Regions from separate parts of the Homo sapiens genome. Here region 1 is linked to region 2. The links are chromatin loops, found by intact Hi-C in ENCODE. Cell type or tissue: PC-3. All regions are shown on one strand.

Region 1 (8,000 bases), 270 kb after region 2:
AACTCTATCTCTACAAAAAATACAGAAAAGTTTGCCAGGCATGGTGGCACACGCCTGTAGTCCTAGCTACCCAGGAGGCTGAGTGGGGGGATCGCTTGACCCCAGGAGGTAGAGGCTGCAGTGAGCCAAGATTGCGCCACTACACTCCAGGCTGGGCAACAAAGCAAGACCCCATCTCAAAAAAAAAAAAAATACACATGTATTGAACCATTACTATGTGCTAGATATTGATCTTCCTGGGAATTGAATAGTGAGCAGAAACAAGTATGATCCCTGCCCTTTTGCAGCTTACAGTCTAGTGGAAAAGAGAGGCATTCATTTAAAAACAAATTGCTCCCCAAAACAGGTAAGCATTAAAATGTTTTTAAGTGGCACCATCACCTGCAGGAACAGCATACGTGAAGTACAGTGTTAAGGATCAGAACTGGGTACACAATTCTTTACTAAGAAGTCTGAGTTGAGCTGACTTCAGTGCTAAGTGCTGTAGGAATGGGTTAAAATGGAGCACTTGGTCATTGCTTTCAAGGTCCCAGTGGCCCTAAGGCTGGCATCTGAGGCAGGACATAGAAGACTGAGTCTTAGCAGCCTGGGAAGAGTCCAGAGGGAGGCCTATGTGGAGGTAGGGGATCAGTGTAGGTTCAAACCATAGTGAGGTGTGTAATGAAAAGTGCTGCTTGACCAAGCATGGGGACACATGCCTGTGATCCCAGCACTTTAGGAGGCCGAGGCAGGAGGACTGCTTGAACCCAGGATTTCGAGACCAAACTGGGCAATGACAAGGCGAAACCTAGTCTCCACGAAAATTAGACAGGTGTGGTGGTATGCACCTGTAGTCCCAGCTACTGGGGAGGCTGAGGTGGGACAGTTGCTTGAGCCCAGAAGGTCGAGGCTGCAGTGAGCTGTGATCACATCACACCACTGTACTCCAACCTGGGTGACAAAGCAAGACCCTGTCTCAAAAAACAAAAAATAGAGGCAGGCCAGGCACGGTGGCTCATACCTGTAATCCCAGCACTTTGGGAGGTCGAGCCGGATGGATCACCTGAGGTCAGGAGTTTGAGACCAGCCTAGCCAACATAGGGAAACCCCGCCTCTACTAAAAATACAAAAATTAGAGCAGCATGGTGGCGCATGCCTGTTGTCCCAGCTACTCAGGAGGCTGAGGCAAGGGAATCACTTGAATCCAGGAAGTGGAGTTTGCAGTGAGCCGAGATCATGCCACTGCACTGCAGCCTGGGCGACAGAGAGACTCCATCTTAAAAAAAAAAAAAAGAAAGTGGCTATTACTAGCATCTACTAAATGATATAGAATAGAACAGGAATGAATTTACAACATCTTCATCATGCATAAGAAGGAGGAGTATTGTTTCATGAAACATGCTATAATTGTGTATGTGTATGTGTAGCTGTGTGTGTGCATGTATGTGTACCTATGTGTGTGGGGGGGGTCACAATATAAATTGTACTGTCCATCTGGATCAAAAAAATTTTTAAAAAGATCAGAGGACAGGGCCAGGTGTGATGGCTCACACTTGTAATCCTAGCACTCTGGGAGGCCAAGGCAGGCGGATTGCCTGAGCTCAGGAGGTCAAGACCAGCCTGGGCAACACGGTGAAACCTCGTCTCTACTAAAATACAAAAAAAAAAACTAGCTGGGCGTGGTGGCATGCACCTGTAGTCCCAGTTACTCGGGAGGCTAAGGCAGGAGAACTGTTTGAACCCAGGAGGTGGAGGTTACAATGAGCCGAGGTCGCACCACTGCACTCCAGCCTGGGTGACAAGAGTAAGACTCTGTCTCAAAATAAATAAATAAATAAATAAAAATCGGAGCACCAGAACTTTCATGGTCTCGCACAGCCTAGAATGTCACAAAAAAATGACTATTCTTCCCCATGGTCTCGCACAGCCTAGAATGTCACAAAAAAATAACTATTCTTTCCCATAAGGCTGACATAAATGCCTCTCTCATGGAAACTGGAATCTCACTCTACTTTTAAGGATGCTGCCAAACTCAGTAGTGCCTCCCGGATGAGACAACATGAATTCTGAAAAGCAATTAAAAACCTAACCTCAAACGCTCACTGTCAGGCATTGTGCCGGCATAAATTGGTACAAACTTTCTGGAAAGATATATGACAATGTTCACCATAATTTTTAAAATATGGGTTTTTTGTTGTTGTTTTTTGTTTTTGAAATGGAGTCTCGCTGTCACCCAGGCTGCAGTGCAGTGGCACAATCTCAGCTCACTGCAACCTCCACCTCCCAGGTTCAAGAGATTCTCCTGCCTCAGCCTCCCAAATAGCTGGGATTACAGGCATGCGCCACCAAGCCCAGCTAAATTTTTGTATTTTTAGTAGAGATGGGGTTTCACTATGTTGGTCAGGCTGGTCTCAAACTCCTGACCTCAGGTGATCCACCGGCCTCGGCCTCCTAAAGTGCTGGGATTATAGGTGTGAGCCACCACGTCCGGCCAAAATATGCAAATGTTCCACTGCAAGACCCCTCTCCTATGAATTCACTGTAAAGAAATAGCCACGGGGGTCCCCAAAGATAACACTCAGGGGTATTCACAGCAGCGTTGCTTATGATAGGAAAAATATGGATATTTCCAAAAATAGGAGATTGGTTGAATAAATTGTTAGTATTCAGGTATTAAAAATAAGAAGTGAATGCATTTATTGACAAAGGAAGATGTTTATGACAACACTGTAATTTGGTGCAATTTTTTTTAAGACAGGACCTCACTCTGTGGGCCAGGCTGGAGTTCAGTGGTACTATCTCAGCTTGCTGCAGACTTGACCTCCAGGACTCAAGCAATCCTCCCACTTCAGCCTCCCAAGTAGCTAGGACTACAGGCGCATGCCACCACACCCAGCTAATTTTCTTTTTTTGGTAGAGGTAGAGTCTCTTTATGTTGCCCAGGCTGGTCTCAAACTCCTGGGTTCAAGCAATTCTCCCACCTTGGCCTCCCAAAGTGCTGGGATTACAGGTGTGAGCCACCATGCCTAGCCTGCAATTTTTTTTTAAAGAGAGAAAACTGCCATCTGCTTCTCACTGTGGGTAAAGAGAGAAAGTCACCTTTGGAGCAGATTTTGTATGTACTGAGTGACTGAGAGGCCCCTCCCTGTCAGCCACACTCATGTTGGGTGAGTCAACACCATTGTGCTAGAGGTAAAGAGTAACATGACCTTTACAGCTCGTCAGCCAGGAGTGATTTTGCCTCCCTGGGAACATTTTGAAATATCTGGGGATATTTCCATGTGTCATGACTTTGAGTTGGGGGATGTTACTGGTATCTCATGGGCAGAGGTCAAGGATGCTTCTAACCAAACATCCTTCAACACATAAGACAGCCCCCAGTGCATGGTCTGCCCCCCATTTTATTTTTGAGACAGGATCTTGCTCTGTCACCCAGGCTGGAGTGCAGCAGTGTGATCATAGCTCACTGCAGCCTCAATCAATGTCCTGGGCTCAAGTGATCCACCAGCCTCAGCCTCCCGAGTAGCTGGGACTACAGGCGTGTGCCACCACACATGGCACATTTTTTTGTATTTTTTGTAGAGACGGGGTTTCGCCATGTTGCCCAGGCTGGTCTGGAATTCCTGAGCACAAGAGATCCTCCTGCCTTGGCCTCCCAAAGTGCTGGGATTACAGGCGTGAGCCAGTGTGCCCGGCCGCATGGTCCCTTTTGATGCTGACTGTACCTGAATCAGGATCTGCCAGCAAGAAAAAATACAAAAGGGCACGCATGGAGGACTGGGCCGATGACCTGTTTCAAGTATGTTCTGTTTTGTTCACCGCTGCCTTCTCAGCCCTGCTGGCACCCCATAGCCACTCAGATTAGAAGACTTCTCCAGGCCTAGAACAATATTCAACAAATGCTTGTTGAATAGAGCAGGTTGAATCAAGCAAGGGCATCTGTGAGCCTCCACCTGACTCTGCCAGACTGATGCTCAACAGTGACACCTTGTGGTGGGAACTGCAACAACCGTGCTGATGGCCACTAACACTTCTCCGTGGCTGGCATGTGCAGAGCGGATCCCTTGGGACAGAAAGGCCCCAGAATTTGCAGAAAAATCATGAGGCTAAAGAGAAGCAGGAAGCCTCAGGAAGATGATATCTGATGTTCTGCTAATAAAGACAAACAGGTATCTGAGCAATTAATGGAAAAGATCCAGGAGGGATGACAATATATTTGGCCCCCAAACTGATAGAACAAGTCACAGAGGTTATTTTATTAGGTGAAAAAAAAAAAAATTTAAGCAATATGTGTGGATAATTCTATTTTTTAAAGTATACATATATCCATTTGTCAGGAAAAATTATACCAAAATGACAAGAGCAGTTACCTAGAGGGTGGAGCTTAGGGTGATTTTTTTAAAATCTATTTTCTGGTTTATGTTACAATTAATGCAAATTACTTCTGTTAAAAAAAAAATTAGAAGCTAGACATTGACCCAAAATGCAAAGCCACGTCAGAATGTCTAAAGTAAAAAGACCCTGGTCTCCTATTCACACTCAATATTTTCATATCTGGACCCTAATTATCCAGAACCAGATACCCTAAACCTCAGCGGGTCTTCCTGGGGCAAGAGTTCAAATCCAAGAGCTGCCCTTGCTGGTGTCTTCCGGCCTCCAAATCCCAGGTCCACGCTGCCTCTTCCTGCGTTTCGGATTTGCCCCCCAGGGTTGACTCTGTCTCGTCCTGGCCTGCAGTGGCGGGCACGGGATGCCGAGGGACCGCGGCAGCTGTGCTGGGGACAAGTCTCCACATCCCCGACCCCGGGGCCTGCTCACCTGACATGTGGACATTCCTGAGGCAGGAGAGGGAGGCGTTGAGGCGGGCACACTCCTCCCGGTTGGCTCCGTATTTCTCCACAGTCTCGCACACCTGTTCATCCGTCATCTCCAAGAGGTCCTCCAGGCTCAGCTGGCCGGGGGAGATTTCCTAGAGGAGGGGAGAAGGATTGTCAACCGTGGGGCAGGAACAGCATCTCTGCCTCCACGCTGCCCTGTAGTGGTGCCTAGAGGAGAACACTCCGCAGTGTAAACGCTTTGCATGACAGTGGGGTCTCCGAATCTCGGGTTTGCCACTCATTATCTAGATAACCTCTGACCAGTCGCTCAACCTCTCTGGGCCTCACTTTGCTCATCTGTAAAGTGGGACTCCTAAGTGTCCATACTTGGCAAGGTAGCGCAGGTGCTTAGTGCTATTATAATTACTACCCTGTCTGGCGTCAACACTGTGCCTGTCTCTCGAATGTTTATAAGGCAGGGCCCCATTTTTTCATGTTTGCTTGGCTCTCAGTGCCTCCCACTCTGCAGGGACTCATCTAAAATCCCAGCACAAACTCAGAGCAAGCACAGGACAAGGCAGGTGTGCTGGTGGCTGGGTCCCACTCTCTCTCTGCTTCCTCTCTTCTCTGGCTGCAGGGTCTAGGGCTCACACTGGTCTTCAGAAACCCTAATGGAAAAGGGGCTGAAAGTCCATGCCCCGTGCTGGAAATGAAACTAGGTTTGTTTTTGAGCCCCATGGGGCATGGCTTTGCATCCTAAGGCAAAGCAGAAACACTGGAGTATAGCGTGGAGTGGGGGAAAGGGACCTAGAAAAGGTAGGATTCCCAACTTAACGTGTTGGGCAGGTGAACTTTCACCGCCACCCCATGTTCCCAAAACAGTGTCTCCCTAGACCATCATATGGACACACCTCAAAATTTGTCAAGCTTCTATATTTATGCATCAGTATCTGTATGTATATATGAGTCTTCTTTTATAGCACTTACTACTCAACATTTTAACATATATTGTTATTACTTAAGGGTTTTTTGCCTTTTTTTGTTTTTTGTTTATTTGTTTGTTTGTTTTGAGACAGTCTCGCTCTTGTTTCCCAGGCTGGAGTGCAATGGCGCGATCTCGGCTCACTGCAACATCCACCTCCCGGGTTCAAGCGATTCTCCTGCCTCAGCCTCCTAAGTAGCTAGGATTACAGCCACTCACCACCACGCCTGGCTAATTTTTGTATTTTTAGTAGAGACAGGGTTTCACCATGTTGGCCAGGCTGGTCTCAAACTCCTGACCTCAGGTGATCTGCCCACCTCAGCCTCCGAAAGTAAATAAGGGTGAAATAGCCTACGGATGGTGTTTCTAGGGCAGTATTGCGGAATACATCTACCCTCTTGTGGTCATGTTTGTGTATTACAACAAGATACAGCTCCCACATTAAACTGATAGCCAGAAAGAAGAAAACTGTCTCAGTACAAAAAATTATCTTCAAAAATATGAGCTATGGTGCCTTTTCAACTCACCCAGGCAGGCAGGGGGCAGAGAGAGAAGAATAGTGGAGTCACTTAGAGGCTTTCTCAAATAGGGACACATTGCTGGTGAGCCCCTTTAAGAAAGGTGATGACCACGGATCTGTTTATTTCTGGTTGTTGTTTTTCTTAAATAGAGACAGGGTCTCCCTCTGTCACCAGGCTGGGGTGCAGTGAGGCCATCATATCTCACTGCAGCCTCAAACTCCTGGGTTCAAGCGACCCTCCCACCTCAGTCTCCTGAGTAGCTGGGACTACAGGCATGCACCAACATGCCTGGCTAATTTTTAAATTTTTTTGTAGAGATAGGATCTCACTATGTTGCCCAGGCTGGTCTCGAATTCCTGGCCTCAAGTGATCCTCCCACCTCGGTTTCCAAAAGTGCTGAGATTACGGACTTGAGCCACTGCACCCAGTCCAGGATCTGAAGGTACAGAATGACTCATGTTTGAAGGGGGTGATTCATAACATAAAAGGATTCTCCTCTTTGCTTCAGGATTCACTTGTGCATTTTAATCTTATGATTTATATATGTATATATTTCAATTTACTCTAAAGCTTAAGTTCAGAAAAAAATCATAAAAGTAACATTTTTATAACATCAAAAATGGAGAAACCCTTAACAAACCTGGGCCAAAAGGGCAGACACACCTCTGTTTGATAAAATAATAGTAATAATAATAGCTGAAATGGATGGAACACTGTTTTAAGGTTTTTGATAGATTTCCTTTTATTATCACAAAAACTACTGAAAGTAGGCACTTTTATCATCACCACTTACAGACTAGGACAGTAAAATTCAGAGAGGTTAGACCACTTGCCTAAGGTCACACAGCAAGTCATTGGTGGAGCCAGGATTCAAACCCAGCTGTTTTACTGTGGAGCTTTCTCCATACTTCAGTCACTTCACAGAAAGGGGACCTCTGGTGGACACATACCTGAACTGCAGACAAAGAGCAGAAACCCCACGTCTTCTCCCGCCCACTCCCTGGGTCCCTGGACTCAAGATGCTCAGTGACTAAGGCAAGAGCCAAAACTCAGGTACCTGCAGGTCAGGTAAATGTAAATGAGCAAATCGCTGCCAGACAGGAGCTCAGTTCAGCATGGTCAACATTTCTGATTTTGTAAGTGAAGCCAGAGATCTCTGGGTTTTTTAGACAGACTCTTTCGGTTTTTAAGTATTGGCTCAAAATAAATGTCCTGACATCATATTAACCAAACAACAACAACATGTCTGCATATCAGAACCAGCTTGAGGGCCACCAGTTTTCAACCCCTGGTCTAGAATCGAATCGTTTCTACCTTATTTGCCCCCACAAGTGGCACTTGATATATAAATGACTCTGAAGCCTCCAAAAGAAATGCCCTGAGCCATGCAAATACAACACTGTCTGTCCTTATACAGGACCATTCATTCTAAGGATATTTGCAAGAAACTCATCTGGCCATACTGGGAATGAAATAAGGAAATACGAGATTGCGCGTGGTCTGATGTGCATATGCAAGATGGGGTGGGGTGGGGGCCTGGAGGAATGGAGCGGGGTGATGCTGCCTCTAACTTGGGATTCTTAGATCTGGTGGGGCTGGGTGAGATTCTTGTCCCTGCGGACAAGGTCTAAAAAAGACAGGAAGCCTCTTCAAGTAGGAAGCAGGGAGCGCCTCGAGAGAGGACTCTTGGTTTCACTGGCA
Region 2 (8,000 bases):
CTCCTTAAGGTGCTTTCTCCAGTGCGAGGGGTGGGTGGGAATGGGAGGATGGCGCTGGAGAGGAAGGGTTAGCGTCCTCACAAGGAAATCTACAAAACTAGGAGTGCTAAATGGGTTTCATTTCAGGGGCCACTAGTAGTGGCTGCCCAAAGAAGTGTGTTAAAATGGATTCTGAGGCTCAACAGGAAAGGGCACTGAAACTGATTAGCAATGTCTGCCACGGGTGAAGAATAAGATTGTACCAACAGGTCCACATACATTTTCCACCTCTGCAAGAGCAGGAACCACATCTCATCTTTCCATCACCACCTCAAAGCATCGTGCCTGAAGCAAAGTACTTAATACATGTTTGCTGAATCCAAGATTATTATAATAGAAACATCAAGTTTATTGATTACTCAGTAGGTGCTAGGGATTATGCTATGCATTTTATACCTGGAAGCTATCCCTCTGTGTGGTCAGGCTATCATTATTCCCGTTGTGCAAAGGAAAACAAAAGGAGCTCAGAGAAGTGCAGTGACTTGCTAAAGGCCACACAGCCAGGCACCTGCAGATTCTCAATGAATAACTCTGCAATTGTTTGAAAGTCTTCCAGGAGCCCCCGCACCCCCGTTCTCAACCAGAGGAGTGCTCTTCCCCCTAGGGGATATCTGGCAATGTCTGGGGACATTTTTGGTTGTCACACTGTGTGTGTCTGTGTGTGTGTGTGCGTGTGTGTGTGTTACCAGCATCTGGTGGGGAGAGAGCAGGGATACTGTTTAACATCTTATAATGCACAGGGCAGACTCCCATAATAAAGAATTAAACATCCCAAAATGTCAATAGCATCAAGGTAGAGAATTCCTGATCTAGATGCTTCTCTGCTTGTCTAGCCAACTCCCTCCCTTATTATCACCACCTCTCCATCAAAAATCCCCCAGATGGTGCTTCTGAGGCTCAACTCAGCAGAGAACAAATCCTCTTTTATTATAAGCACATCTCACTATTAGGTTCATAGCCTAGTTATTCAGTTATTCTCAATTACAGCTCCCTTCAAAAAATAGATGTAATTAAGTTTAGTAGTTTGGTCTCATTTCCCAATATCTGGTTGAAGGGGTGAATTCTGTCAATTGCATTAAGTGGCTGCAGCATCATTAGTCTCAAGCAATAATAACCTCCACACAGCTTCCTACGTGGGCAAGAAGATTTGAACTTTGAGATCCTCTCTTTGCTTTCTTCGTTTGGATTTTATTAAACTTGCCAATGCAAGCCTTAAAGCAATGGAAAACTGTTGAAAGGGAAGGGGAAAAAATATATGAAAATCCAGGCCTTATCATAACAGAGAAGGCAAACGACATTTACAGCAATTAAACCGATACAGAAACTTCTGCTTAACAATCAAAGCACCTATTAAGATGTCTCCATAGCTGAACAAAAGCTTCTTTTCTACTCTAATTTTCTGATAACAAGTCATGCAGACACAGAGGCAGAATTTTGTGCATCCCTGGTGCCTATGGTCTCAGGAGTAGAATAATAGACATTTCTCCGTAGATATTTTCATTTCTAGTGCATAGAAAGAGAAAGAGGTGGAAGGAGGGAGGATTCTTCTCCCCTTGCACAGGTCTTGCTGTTGATGTCTTCTGAGAAATGCATCTGCCCAGAAGGGGCTTTGCACAGAAGAGGGAAAAGCCAGGAACCCTGGTCTTTGGAATCACCTTAGCAGTCAGAGGGACAAACAGAAGGCCCAACAGCAGGAACCAACATTAACAAAGCATCCACACCACACACAGCTTCTTGATGAAAAATCAGGCTCTGACCTGGTGAATTTGAAAGCTCCCTGACGGATGAGCTAGGCATGGGAAAAATACGTGAGGATATACACAGAGACACAGGTAAAAATGGGTGACGATAAAGGAAAGGAAGAGGAGGAGAAGAAAGAAGAAAATAAGAAATAAGAAAAATAGGGCCGGGTGCGGTGACTCACACCTGTAATCACAATACTTTGGGAGGCCAAGGCAGGTGGATCACCTGAGGTCAGGAGTTCGAGACCAGCTTGGCCAACATGGTGAAACCCTGTCTCTACTAAAAATACAAAAAATTATTTTTGTATATGGCGGGCACCGGTAATCCCAGCTACTCGGGATGCTGAGGCAGGAGAATCACTTGAACCTGGGAGGCAGAGGTTGCAGTGAGCCAAGGTCGCGCCATTGCACTCCAGCCTGGGCAACAAGAGCCAAACTCCGAAAAAAAAAAAAAGAAGAAGAAAGAAAGAAAAGAAAAAAGAAAGAAAAAGAAAGAAAGAAAGAAAGAAAGAAAGAAAAATATAGTAAATCTGCTGTCTGCTGTGTTACCGTGTGCCAAGCACTACTGTCAAACAGACAGACCCTTGACATATATTATCCCATTAATACAAACACTACAGAGTATACACACACATAGCGTATCAGCCATGATCATTAGTGCCATTTCAACAAGGAAATTAAAAAGTTATCCCGACTGCCCAAGGTAAATGCAAGTAAATGCCAGAACAGGGATTTTTAATTGAGCTGTGGCTCAATTAATGGAAGTGAATTTCATCTCCCTTTCACAGATGGGAATATTGAGGCTTAGAAGCAATATGCAATTGTCTAGAGCTGATAAGTGACTGAGTTGGGATTTAAACTGCAGACAGAAACAAACTGGATGCTTTTAGTCCAGAGTTCCCTCCAACACCCTGCTCAACCCATCCTATACTGCCAAGGCCTCCTACCTACCTCTGTCTGGGAAGGACCAAGGAGGCCTGGGAAGTGATGTAATAGCATAATGCTCCTCTCCCACCCAAAAGATGCCCACGTCCTGATCCCTGGAACCTGGGAGTATGTTATCTTATCTGGCAAAAAGAGATGCTGAAGACGTGATCAAGTTAAGGATCTTGAGATGGAGAAGTTACCCTGGATTACGCGGGTGGAACTAATGTCACCATAGGGCCCTTATAAGATGGAGGGAGGAGGGTGAGAGTCAGAGGTCAGAGAAGTGGACATGACAATGAAAGCCGAGGTCAGAGGGATGCAACTGCTGGTTTTGAAGGAGGAGGGGGGACAGCAGCCAAGGCACATAACTAGAAAAGGCGAGAATGGATTCTCCCCTAGAGCTTCCAGAAGGAACCAGCTCTGCCGACACCCTGATCTTAATCCCATTGGCATCCATTTCGGACTTCTGACCTCCAGAACTGTAAGATAATAAATCTGTGTTGTTTTCAGCCGCTGAGTTGGTGGCCGTTTGTCACAGCAGCCATGGGAAACTGACACAGCACCTATCTTGTTCCAGGCATGGTTTCAAGGGGATACGGTGAACGAGATAACCATGTTTCCCGAGTTTAGAGTCTACAGGGGGAAATCAGAAAGTAAATGAGCCAAGAAATAAGAGTCCATGAGGAAAATGAAACCGTACCAACGTTGGGGTTGTTTTAAGGCAATGGGAGCCCCGATGTGCGTTAGAATGGAAGCAGCAGGACGCTGTGCTGGGCAGTATGCATTTAAGAGCTCCCTCTGGCGGTCGAGGGGAAAATAGCCTGCCAGGCTGTAACTGGAAAAAACAGGGAGGGCCTCCCCGCCTCCCTATCCCTGCATCAATGCTCCATCACCCCAACCCCTACCCAGGTCCAATGCTACAGCTCTAACCCTGACAAGACCATTCCTTCCCAAGGTCATTCTCCCAGCACAGGCCTTTCCCACCGGAGCTATCATGATCCCACCCACAGCCCCTCATAAAAAATCCACATCCCATCACTCCTCCATGTCCCTGGGAAAAGCAAAGGGGGTGTACTCATTGGCCCCACAGCCTGTATTATTTTTCAGAAGCCAACAGAGTATTTTTACTTCCTTGGCCATAAAGAAGGGTTTTGTCCCAAACCTACCAACTTGTAGCACTGGAATATCTGCTGTGGCATAGACTGATCTTAGAGGACAGTTCCTGAAGAAATTTTCATGGGATTTGCATTCCCAAACCCAAGCAGGGGAGGATAAAAAGGTAGCCATGGGAAGAAGGCAAAGCCAGTTTTAAAAAATTATTCTTTGCGATTTATCTGCTATGGGGACAAACGATACTAGGCTGGGAGCTTTTGGGGTTTGGGCCTGGGTCTCATCTGTCACTGTATCCCCAAGTGTTGAGCTCAGGATCTGCTCTAAGAATATTAAATGTGTGTTTAATGGACAAATGAATGAATGAACAAATGAATGGACCGATAGTCAAGTCCTGGCTGAACCTGGTGTTTTTCCGATTAATGAGAAACTTACATGGCCCTGAGAGATCGTAGAGATAACTTTATCAGACTCAGAGCAAATCTGAACTTATTTATCCTCAAAATACTCTGTGTGGTAGGGAAGAAAGTACACATTATAACTGTTTCACAGATGGCAAATTGAGGTAGATGTGGGATGTGACCTGCTGTGTGTCTTTGGGCAAGTGACAACCCCATGAGCTTCAGTGTTCTCAGGCAAAAACTGTGAGTAAATATCAGTGCCCACTGTACCTCATTGTGTTGTTTGAAGACTAAGTGGGATAATGCACACAGAGTATTCTGAGCATGAGAGCAATGCTCAGACATATTTACCGTATGTATCTTGCAGCTATGTCTTCATTTAATCCACACAATCTTATGAGTTTGTATCCATAGTTTACAGATAAGGAAAGTAAGGATAACTAAATTGTTCAAAGTCATATAGCTAAAGTTCACCAAATATCATGAACTCTAGAGTTGAACCCAGTTTCCTATAAAATTAAAGCCTTCTATCCAGCTCCATACCATGTCCCCTTCTGAGATAAATGTAAAAATTATCTTAAAAGCCATGCCAGTCTAGAGTTGAAAAGGACCACAAGAAATAGTTTATTGCAGTCTTTGAATCGCTAAACCCTGTTGGATAAATAAGGAGCTACTCTACCCTAAATGTTTCCATGGAGATAAAGACCTCTGAGCACATAATATTATTAAAAATAATAGCTAACTTTTATTAAGCACCTATTACCCAGTGGGACCTAGATTATGTGATTTAGTTGTATTATTTCACTTAGTCTCCATAATTCCCTTTTAGGTGCTAAAGCTCAGGTTTGAACCCAAGAGCTCATCCTCAGAAATACCACAAAGGAACTGGAAGTTCCAAACTGCCCTTAAGCTTCCAGCCCAGGGACATGACAGACTGAGTGAGAACTCAGCAGAGGTGTTGCATTCAAATCAACTAGCAAATTCATTGGGCCTAAAGGTAACTGAAACTAATAAAACTTAGATCATTAAACTTTTCTTTGGAGTCACAGGCCAGTCACCAGCTAAAATCCCACTGATTTATCCAAGGCGCCAACCAATCCTAGACTAAAGCTGCTCATGATATCATTCACATAGCAGAGGATAACTCTATTTGCTTTAATATCCAACTCAAATATATCAGATCTGAAAGTATTTTAATTATGTGCAGTTTCTAAAGGTTACAGCTCCATGATGCTTCAGGGCCAAGTGCTTCTTCATGGAGTTGGACATAATTTTCTCCCTGAAACAATGATAACTCACCTCCCAAGATCCAAACATCATCATCTGGGGCCCTTGATGGCTATGGAGGCTTCCCTGGAATCCCTTGAAACTGGTGAGTGCATAGACCAGGGTGGGCTTTGGTTTCATGTCATCGGGGAAGAAATAAGGCAGAGGGGACTGACAGTGATAAGAGATGCTAGGGGTGAGCAAGGATTCTTGATGGAAGAGATCATATACAGGGATTTCAGAGAAGTTTCCTGGGGCTCCCATGACATTGAGACAAAACAATGGGCAATGGCTAAGCTATTGAGACTATGGCCTCAGTTCCTGTCCACTGCAGGAATGCAAGTATTAGGGTCAATGCAATTCATGCATGTGTGGAGTTTAAGTTAGAGACAAGACCTTGAGTGTGGACCTCCTCTGGAGACAGAGTAGCATACTTTATTTCTGAACAGGAAGGGCCTCAAGGGCAATCAACTTGCCCAGTGCAGTGTGGGAGAGAGAGCATGGGGCTTTGACGTGAGCACACCTGTGACAAACACCAGCTCTGCCACTTACGAGCTATGGGATCTTGGTACTCTTACTTTTCTGAGGCTCGGTTTCTCCTATAAAAAAAGTGGTCATTGTATCTCCCTCATAAGATTGGTAGGAGGATTAAGTGGGGTGATATAATTGGAACAGTGCTCTGCCAAGTGCCTGATGTAGTATTGTTATTATTGTTTTTGTCACTGTCATCATCACTCTGCCTCTTGAATTTAACACATCAGTTAGAACATGACAAAGCTCTGTACGGACTATGACTTAGTGCCAGAGTTGGCAAACTTGACCCTCAGGCCAAATTCAACTCATTGTCTAATTTTATAAAGTTTAATTGGCACACAGCCACACCCACTCATTGACACACTGTCTATGACAACAGGAGTAGTTGTAACAGAGACAGTATGGTCCACCAAACAAAAAATAATTATTACCTGGCCCTTTAAAGAAAAAGTGTGCCAAGTCCTGATTTAGAGCTATGAAACTCATTTTCTTGGCTAATCAGCAGAAAGATTTTTTCCATGGAGCCAGAAGACCAGGATTCAAGATCCCCTTCTGCCACTTACATGGTAGGAATCCTTACACAAATGGTCTGTAGTCTCCAAGCCAAAATACGTATAACCACTTTGTGTCACCCCACTGCCCACTTAATCCTAGCACCCTGTGAGGTGCATTGTTTTGATCCCCGTTTTGCAGAAGAGAAGAGCCAGAAAAGGAGGACATGCAAGCAGCCCAGTCAAGATGATAGCCCAAGACTGTGTTCTTTCAACCCCTCACTGTCTCTTCGTAGAATAGTCCATGAGGGGGCAATGTCTCTACATGCAACTTCTGAAATCTGGGTCAACTCATGGGGGCAGAGGAAAAGAAAAATTAACTCTTTCCTCTCACTGCTTCTGTCTGGATTAAAGAATTTGATTTTCTAGTTGTCACTCTATCAAAGCAGAGAGAAGACCTGGAGGAGTCTTCCTCCAGGGGAAGGAACATGCTGATCCCAGGCAGAAGAGGAAGAAATGCCCCTGCATCTGATAAAGCGGCACGACATAGCTGAGACCTGGGGGAGTCTTCTCTCTAAGTTACAATTGGAGGCAGTGGTGGTGGTGACGGATGAGATAGAGATAGGAGATGCCCTGCTAGGAGTGTCTCCAGGTAGCAGCTGATATTGGTAGGACCAGTGAGTGGTGAGGGCACTGCACCAATGGCAGCAAAGCAGATGAAGGGCTGGTATGTGGCGGCTAGAGGTAGGACATTGGAGAGGATGTGAGGGACAACATCACAGGAAAGTTGTCACCATCACTCTCCTCCATCACCCATTCCACCTGGTCCCACCCCTGCTTAAAAAAAAAAAAAATGATGCAGTGGCTCACGTCCGTAATCCCAGCACTTTGGGAGGCAGAGGTGAGCGGATCACTTGAGGTCAGGAGTTCAAGACCAGCCTCGCCAACATGGCAAAACTCCATCTCTACTAAAAAAAGAATACAAAAGTTAGGAGGGTGTGGTGGCTCATGCCTGTAATCCCAGCTACTTGGGAGGCTGAGGCATGAGAATCGCTGGAACTCAGGAGGTGGAGGTTGCAGTGAGCTGAGATTGTGCCACTGGACTCCAGCCTGGGCAACAGAGTGAGATTCTGTCTCGAAAAAAAAAAGGTTATACTAAACTAGAAAAACCTTCAGGATCTAGTGAAGATATATTAATGTATTTATTCTAATATTCACATACTCACCCTCAAAATCGCTTTCCCCCCAACTTTTTTTTTTTTTTTAGATGGAGTCTCACTCACCCAGGCTGGAGCGCAATGGAGCAATCTCCACTCACTGCAACCTCCGCCTCCCAGGTTCTAGTGATTCTTCTGCCTCAGCCTCCTTAGTAGCTGGGATTACAGGTACCCACAACCACGACTGGCTAATTTTTGTATTTTTAGTAGAGATGGGGTTTCACCATGTTGGCCAGGCTGGTCTCTAACTGCCGACCTCAGGTGATCCTCCCA

The links. A loop is a pair of places that touch in the nucleus more often than their neighbours do. Peaks named below come from ENCODE experiments on the same cell type or tissue, not always from the same donor. Only the 100,000 strongest peaks of a DNase experiment are listed, where the experiment ranks them.
Region 1: a loop joins it to region 2, with 6 times the contacts of the local background. A loop is called at or near these places in 2 of 110 quality-filtered maps.

What each region holds. Positions count from the first base shown.
Region 1 is chr12:117,850,631-117,858,630 of GRCh38, forward strand. It overlaps KSR2 (kinase suppressor of ras 2), which reads right to left. Exons shown (of 20, transcript NM_173598.6): 3 at 4,798-4,948. Among named protein-coding and RNA genes, the nearest start is that of KSR2, 110 kb to the right of the region's middle. In PC-3, CTCF peaks have their summits at 3,971 (motif pointing left), 6,187 (motif pointing left), 7,235 (motif pointing left) and 7,441; DNase peaks (open chromatin) are centred at 3,151, 3,961, 6,741 and 7,261; H3K27ac peaks cover 3,698 bases.
Region 2 is chr12:117,584,362-117,592,361 of GRCh38, forward strand. The region is part of intron 5 of KSR2 (kinase suppressor of ras 2); the gene reads right to left. Among named protein-coding and RNA genes, the nearest start is that of NOS1, 230 kb to the left of the region's middle. In PC-3, CTCF peaks have their summits at 3,500 (motif pointing left), 3,704 and 6,789; a DNase peak (open chromatin) is centred at 3,510.